Regions from separate parts of the Homo sapiens genome. Here region 2 is linked to region 1. The links are chromatin contacts, found by Hi-C or POLR2A ChIA-PET in ENCODE. All regions are on one chromosome and are shown on one strand. The core of a region is the stretch at or near the end of the contact, and the rest is flanking DNA. Distances in the headings are between cores, read along the strand shown.

What was found. Hi-C counts contacts between places; a loop is a spot of excess contacts on that map. ChIA-PET counts read pairs that join two places held with the same protein, here RNA polymerase II (POLR2A). Pooled maps may share reads with other maps.
Region 2: a loop to region 1 is called in a map of heart right ventricle, with 2.2 times the contacts of the local background. The contact joins two enhancer-like sites. A Hi-C loop is called at or near these places in 9 of 168 maps with a recorded cell type or tissue (CD4-positive, alpha-beta T cell, aorta, heart left ventricle and 4 more) and 5 of 50 pooled maps. POLR2A ChIA-PET finds 5 or more read pairs at or near these places in 3 of 52 experiments (BJ, HEK293T and Panc1).

What each region holds. Positions count from the first base shown.
Region 1 is chr7:36,225,315-36,228,808 of GRCh38, forward strand. All of the region lies in intron 2 of EEPD1 (endonuclease/exonuclease/phosphatase family domain containing 1), which reads left to right. Among named protein-coding and RNA genes, the nearest start is that of EEPD1, 74 kb to the left of the region's middle. Within about 2 kb of position 2,122, at least 8 of the 41 ENCODE cell types and tissues checked have a DNase peak (open chromatin) inside an H3K27ac peak, as active enhancers do; they include heart right ventricle, where a contact is called at or near this core.
Region 2 is chr7:36,262,499-36,265,724 of GRCh38, forward strand. All of the region lies in intron 3 of EEPD1 (endonuclease/exonuclease/phosphatase family domain containing 1), which reads left to right. Among named protein-coding and RNA genes, the nearest start is that of MATCAP2, 100 kb to the right of the region's middle. Within about 2 kb of position 1,918, at least 13 of the 41 ENCODE cell types and tissues checked have a DNase peak (open chromatin) inside an H3K27ac peak, as active enhancers do; they include heart right ventricle, where a contact is called at or near this core.

The DNA of each region.
Region 1 (3,494 bases), core at 872-3,371:
AGACAGGGTTATACATGTGGAAGATGGAACTGACCACCCACATTCAGATTTTTGGCGTTGGTGATTATTGAAATCAGTGATCCGTCATCCAAACTGTGATGGAAGGAAACCCCGTGCTCACGAGGGACTGTGCGTGAATATCAAAGGCCTCACTCAACCACATTCTGAACAAACTCAGAAAGAGACGGCCACATCTGAGCATACCCTGGGAATAATAAAGAATAACAACGATAAGAGGGGGACAAGCATTTCATCCAAACAGAGAAAAAAGTAACAAAAATTAAGTCGACTTTAGACTTGTTCTGTATAACAAAGAGACTGTGTTTACAGAACCTGTCAGAAGATTAAAACATCTGGGAATTAAAAAAAAATTTGGCTCTATTCCCAGGCCCCATAACACCAACCTACGTGTGGAGCCTGAGAATCTGAAGCATTAAAAGTTCTTCGATTATCAAGTAAGTTTATGAACCCTCTACAAAATTTGGGGGTTATGTAGCAACCCAAACAATTTTATGCTCAGCTGAGTTGCCTTTTGTCTGTGAAGCCAATCAGAAAGACATTCTCAGATGTGCAGGGGCTTAGGGAAGTATACAAACATGCTCCTTTCTTTAAAATTCATTTTAAAGACATGTCTTAGATGCTCAAGAGTTAAAACAGAGCTCAAGAGTAGCTAACATAAGCACCAGATTCCATAAAACTAGAGAGCAGTTTAAATTATTGTTATAAGTCTGATTAGCAAACAAATGCAAATGTCAAAAATTGTTCTTACAATAAACTATGTAATGGAAAGACAACCAAATGCCTGTATTCTGGATCTAAGCCTTAGAGTATTGCTAATGAAGATCAAAGAGGGAAGGGGAGATAAGGGTTGTAATGCTGCTTGTCCGAAATGGGATGGTATCAAGAAAAAGTTGTTTCAGTCTTTATTCTAATCCTCAAGAAGTGTTAGTGGCTAAAGAAAGGCTCTGAATGATGAGTACTAATAGCCGCCATTCCGAGAGGCTTATGAGGGAAGCAGCGTGCTAAGTACTTTACCTTAGTCACCTCTGCTCCCGGCCACAGAAGCGGGCGTCAGTCTCTTTCTCTTCCCACCTGCTGCTGAGTTCTTCAGGTTCCTTAAGACCCTGCAGCCAGTAGGCAGTGCAGCTTGAACTGACTCTTGTTTCCTACATTAATATGAAAAACTTAAAGTGAACACTGATAGATCCAAAAACATGTTCAGGAACTACTCAAATGCTTGGGAAATGGAAACGTGAACTCAGCACAAAGTAGACCCAAAAGAGTCTCAATACACTTTACTAATCAGGAAATAAATACACAGGGTGCTTCCCCTAAATAGAGTGCACTAGAACTATAGAAAATAAAATTTAAAACCAAACTACTTAGAGATAGAAAAACACAATTCAAATAACCATTGAATCCAACAAGAGGTCAACACTACAACTGTAGACTACATAGATAGTAACAAGAAGACTGCATAATGAAATTTGAAACAAGGATAAATACATACTTAGAGAAAAAAGTATGGCTTTATATATATAATAAATCATTTAAACAAAAGAAGGTGACAGAGAAACCAAAGAAAACAGTGGAAAATTGGAGAAAGGAATTAAGATAAATGTGAACCTTAATTAGAAAAAGAATGGTACAATTGATAAATCCTAGTGCTAATTTTTCAGGAAACCAACAAAGTAGACTGATTTCTCACAGATCTAATTTTCAAAATGAGAAAAAATATCTACCCATCTTAAAGAAGGGAGGGGGGGTGGCCAGAAACAGATGCAGAGGTGATTATTAAGTTTAAAGTGATTACTTGTATAATTTTGTGCTCAAAATTTGAAAATCTGAATGGATTGGATAATTTTCTTAAAAAATAGAATATACTGTAATTGATTCAAGCAGTTGAAAACCTGAATGGAATAAAAAACTTGGGCACTGTCATCAAAGAAGTTTCCTGCCCAGATTGTTTTGCAGACTAATTCTTTCAAACCCGCTAAGAACAGTTACTGCCCAAGCTAAATTCCACAGAGATTGTTCTGTGCTGACATCCTAATCCCGCACTTGGCTTTGGCAAGGAAGGGTGTCTTGGCAGTGACAGGATGCAACGCTGTCAAGGACATATTTAGGAAAAGCAGCTCCTTCTCCAGAGCTCATCCCTCCTCCTGGGCGTGTCCACTGATGTGCAGATGCTGACGGCCCCTGTGTTTCCTCAGCTCTGAGCCAATAGAGGAGGAAAGTAAGCATGGGGGAAAACAGGCCTGCATGTAACACCCATGATGTCTTCTAAAATTTGGTGATAAAAACAAGAGACAAGAAATTTTTGGCCAGGCGCAGTGGCTCACACCTGTAATCCCAGCACTTTGGGTTTTTTTGGTTTTTGTTTTTTGTTTCGAGACGGGAGTTTTGCTCTTGTTGCCCAGGCTGGAGTGCAGATGCAGTCTTGGCTCACTGCAAGCTTCGCCTCCCAGGTTCAAGTGATTCTCCTGCCTCAGGCTCCCAAGTAGCTGCGATTACAGGCACATGCCACCATGCCCAACTAATTTTTGTATTTTTAGTAGAGAAGGGGTTTCACCATGTTGGTCAGGCTGGTCTCAAACTCCTGACCTCAGGTAATCCGCACACCTCAGCCTCCCAAAGTGATGAGATTACAGGCATGAGCCACCACACCCGGCCTAATCCCAGCACTTTGGGAGGCTGAGATGGGAGGATCGCTTGAGCCCAGGAGTTGGAGACCACCCTGGGCAACACAGTGAGACCCCCATCTCTATTAAAGAAGGGTGGGGGGATTCCTTCATTAATTTCCTCAGAAGTTAACCTGGAACTTTGCTTGAAAGGGAAAAGAGGCGTGTTCAGACATCTGGATTGATGCCATTTGTGAATCTGACTTTCATGAAATTCCTTAAGTAACTCCACCCCACATAAAACAAATACAGACTGGGCATGGTGGCTACCCGCCCTAATCCCGCACTTCGGGAGGTTGAGACAGGCAGATCACTTGAGGTCAGGACTTTGAGACCAGTCTGGCCAACATGGTGAAATCCCATCTTTACTAAAAATACAAAATTAGCCAAGCATGGTGGCACACACCTGTAGTCCCAGCTACTCAGGAGGCTGAGGCAAGAGAATTATCTGAACCTGGGAGGCAGAGGTTTCAGTGAGCAGAGATTGTGCCACTGCACTCCAGCCTGGGCAATAGAGTAAGACTCCGTCTCAAAAAAAGAAAAAAAAAAAAACTGCTGTGGAAAATCAAATCAGTGACGTGAATGAAGGAAAAAGTTATTCTGCAGACACAGCTGGGGCCAGGCCTGCCAGGATTTTACACAGTTGTGTTTGATTAAGTCCTCCTCAACCACCTACAATAATGGATAGGATTGTGATAGATAGGAGGATATTCGTGTTTATTGATGGGAGAATTTGAAACATAATCAAGATAGGGGCTAGTTTTTGTCATGTGAGGAGAAGTGTGCCAGGCATTAGGGAGGTTCCTTGGGTTA
Region 2 (3,226 bases), core at 668-3,167, 37 kb after region 1:
AGATTCAAGTGCATGGTTTGACCTTTGTCTTGGGATTTCATATGTTGGCATGCATTCAGGGGGTTGTGTCTCGTCTCCCCTGATTCTTCTCTTGGAGTGGACTGTCCTCATGCCCAGTGGTCTGCCAGCATTTGGGAGGGGAGCATGTACAGTGTGTTTAGTGAAGTTGTACACATGCTCACTTGAGGCATTTCGCCTGTACCAGTCGAGTGTTCCTGGAGGAAGGTCATATACCAGTTAAACTCTGCCATTGTGCCTCTAAGTACACATGCTTGAGCCCACTCACCCAACTCCTGAGATCTTATGGGGAAGCTGCTGATCACCAGCTTCAGGTGTTTATCTGTTGGGAGACTGCCATTCCCTGGGGGCAGCTGTAAACAAATATTATTTTAGAGAGACAGTTTTACAACCGCCTGACCATCACCTGATGGTCGCTTGACAGTCCTGGTGTATGGGGTAGGGGAGGGCTCTCTCCTGTCCTGCTCATGTCTGACTAGCTACATGCTCTAACAATAGGAGACTCTGTCTCTACAAGAAATAAAATGATAAAAAACTTTAGCTGTTCATGGTGGTGCATGCCTGTGGTACCAGCTACTTGGGAGGCTGAGGATTGCTTGAGCTCAGGAGTTTCAAAACCAGCCTGGGCAACATGGTGAAACTCCATTTATACAAAATATACAAAAATTGGCCGGGTGTGGCGATGCACGTCTGTAGTCCCAGCTACTCGGGAGGCTGAGGCGTGAGTATTGCCTGAGCCCAGAAGGTTGAGGCTGCAGTGGGCTGTGATTGCACCACTGCACTCTACCCTTGGTGGCAGAGAACACCCTGTCTCAAGGGAGGGGGGGGAAAAAGCAGAGTTAATTAGGTTTGAAGAAGACAGCCAAAGAAAACAAAGCAGCACCTCACACAGGAATGACTCTGAAATTACCTGCTCTCTTGGTTCACCTGTTAGTGGCTTCCTCCACAAGGAGACAGTCAAGAAATCTATCTAAGAGGCTACATGGAAGCACTGTGGAGTCACAGAGCAGAGCATCTTCCCAATGTGTATAGCTCTGGGGATCTTCAGGGGTCAGAAGTGTCCAGGATTAAAACAAGATCCCTAGCATGTACAATTCGAAGGGGTAAACCTGGAAGAGAAGATGTCACGTTCTGGGTTTTGCCCAAATCCCAACATTTGCATCAGCTCCTGGGAGAGCATCAGGGCCTTTCTCCCATGATTACAATTCATGAGACCACAGTTTTGTATTATAGCTCACCTCTAGCAGGTAAGTTCTGTCTTCCTTCCCTCCATCCACCTGCCTAAATCTCTTAGTGGGAGAATAAATTGCTATGTATCGATTGTTTTGTTTCTCTTGACCCACACATTCTTGTCCGGCACTTGCTTTGCAAGGATACATTTGCGAGTAAGAGGGGAGGAAGTAACAAGTATTTTTATGCTTCATTTCAGGATGTGGCAGGGACATTTTTGATGGTTTCATTGCTTAATTTATTTGGAAACAGCATTAAACCAGCTTTTATTTATGAAAAAATTATATATGTTTGTGGGGGAGAGACTTTTACATGGATAAAGCTCACACCAGTTAATTAGTATTCATACTATGACTAGAAAAGTGAAATTTCTAGAAAATTTTAAAGCAAGAAGAAAAACTAAGGCATACAGAATTGCAGTTTGGTCTCTCTAGTTTCATTTTGTTTCAGTTCCTCATTTATATTGTTACCAGAGTAATCCTTCAGAAACACAAGCTTGATCCTATTACTCCTTCCTTAGAGTTGCTTCAGGGGGAAGCCCGCAGTGGGGTCAGGACGATAGACATGGATTTGGGTCCTCACCCAGCCACTTGCCCTGTGGATAATCTTGAGTCTGTTACTTAACTACTTCAGCCCTGCATTCGTCCTCTGTTGAGCAAGGATGATGACACCTCCCACCCGCACAGAGCCATCACATGGACCACATCGTGGCGTGTGTGTAAAGGGCCTGCAGCATTGGCACAGGGTGAGCATTCTAGGAAATGTAAGCTGCTGTGGTTCCAAGTCATTAATATGAAGTGTCTCTTCCTGGCCTGCAGGACACTGTCATGGCATCCATTATATGGTCCTTGCCTGGTATTTAATTTGATTTTTGTAACCTGTCTCTCCTTCTCTGTGTCCAGTTTGCTTTTGGCCCACAGTGCCCAGTATGTTGGAGGGAGCCAGAAAAGCCTGTGAAACTAGCACCAAACAGTTTTTCTTCTTTTAAGAGCTTGCGGCCAAAAATTTAACAGGAAGGGAGCTCAACTAAAAGATAGCTTGGGTATTTGGCTTTCCATTTCTCCCATTAGCACGAAAGAAAACAGAACCAGTGACTCTGAGGACATTCTCCAAAGTGAGAATGCTATTTCATGAGCTGCCACCTATAGTTCTTGCTGCCCACACTGAAAAAAAAAAAAACAAAAATCTGTGTGATTTGCCTTGAAATAAAATAGGAAACATGCAGCCTTTAAAGACTAGGATTTGACATAATACAGATCAAAATAAAATAAGTCATGAATCAGTAGGACTTTCACCCAGGGCTTTGAAGCCTTTATTTTTATGATTATTGCCACCGCAGAGCAGAGCCGGCTGCATAAACACCATTTAGAATAGCTGAAGGCTGGCATCGCATAAGAAAAATGGCAACCAGAGCGATTTCCCTGAGGGTCCATGAGTCCTAATTCTGTTTAATGTGACAATTCCTGAACAACTCTGGCTTCTTCACAGAAATATGCCTGGGAAGTTCTGGGAGCCTGGCTGCCTAGAGCCCGCCTGAGAGTGAACTAGTCTTCAGTGTTTACAGACAGAGTGACAATTCCTGAACAACTCTGGCTTCTTCACAGAAATGTGCCTGGGAAGTTCTGGGAGCCTGGCTGCCTAGAGCCCGCCTGAGAGTGAACTAGTCTTCAGTGTTTACAGACAGAGAAAATATATCCCTGGGGTTTAAAAAAATAAGTGGGTGTTCATGTAAGAGGGTAGGAATGGGGAGCTATTGTAAACTGCCAGCTTGGTCCTACTCATAACTCATTTTCTTTGGATTTGAGTACCTAAATAATTATTAATCCTTTCCCCCTTTGTGTTGGCTTTCTCTCTCTTCCATCTTCCTTTTCCTCGTCCCTACCCTTTCTGTTGCCATATCTGGCTTTTGATACCTCAGGGGTAAACATGCTCCTACTATTCAGTTTTCTTGTTGGGTGGTTTCTTGGGTTAGGAAACC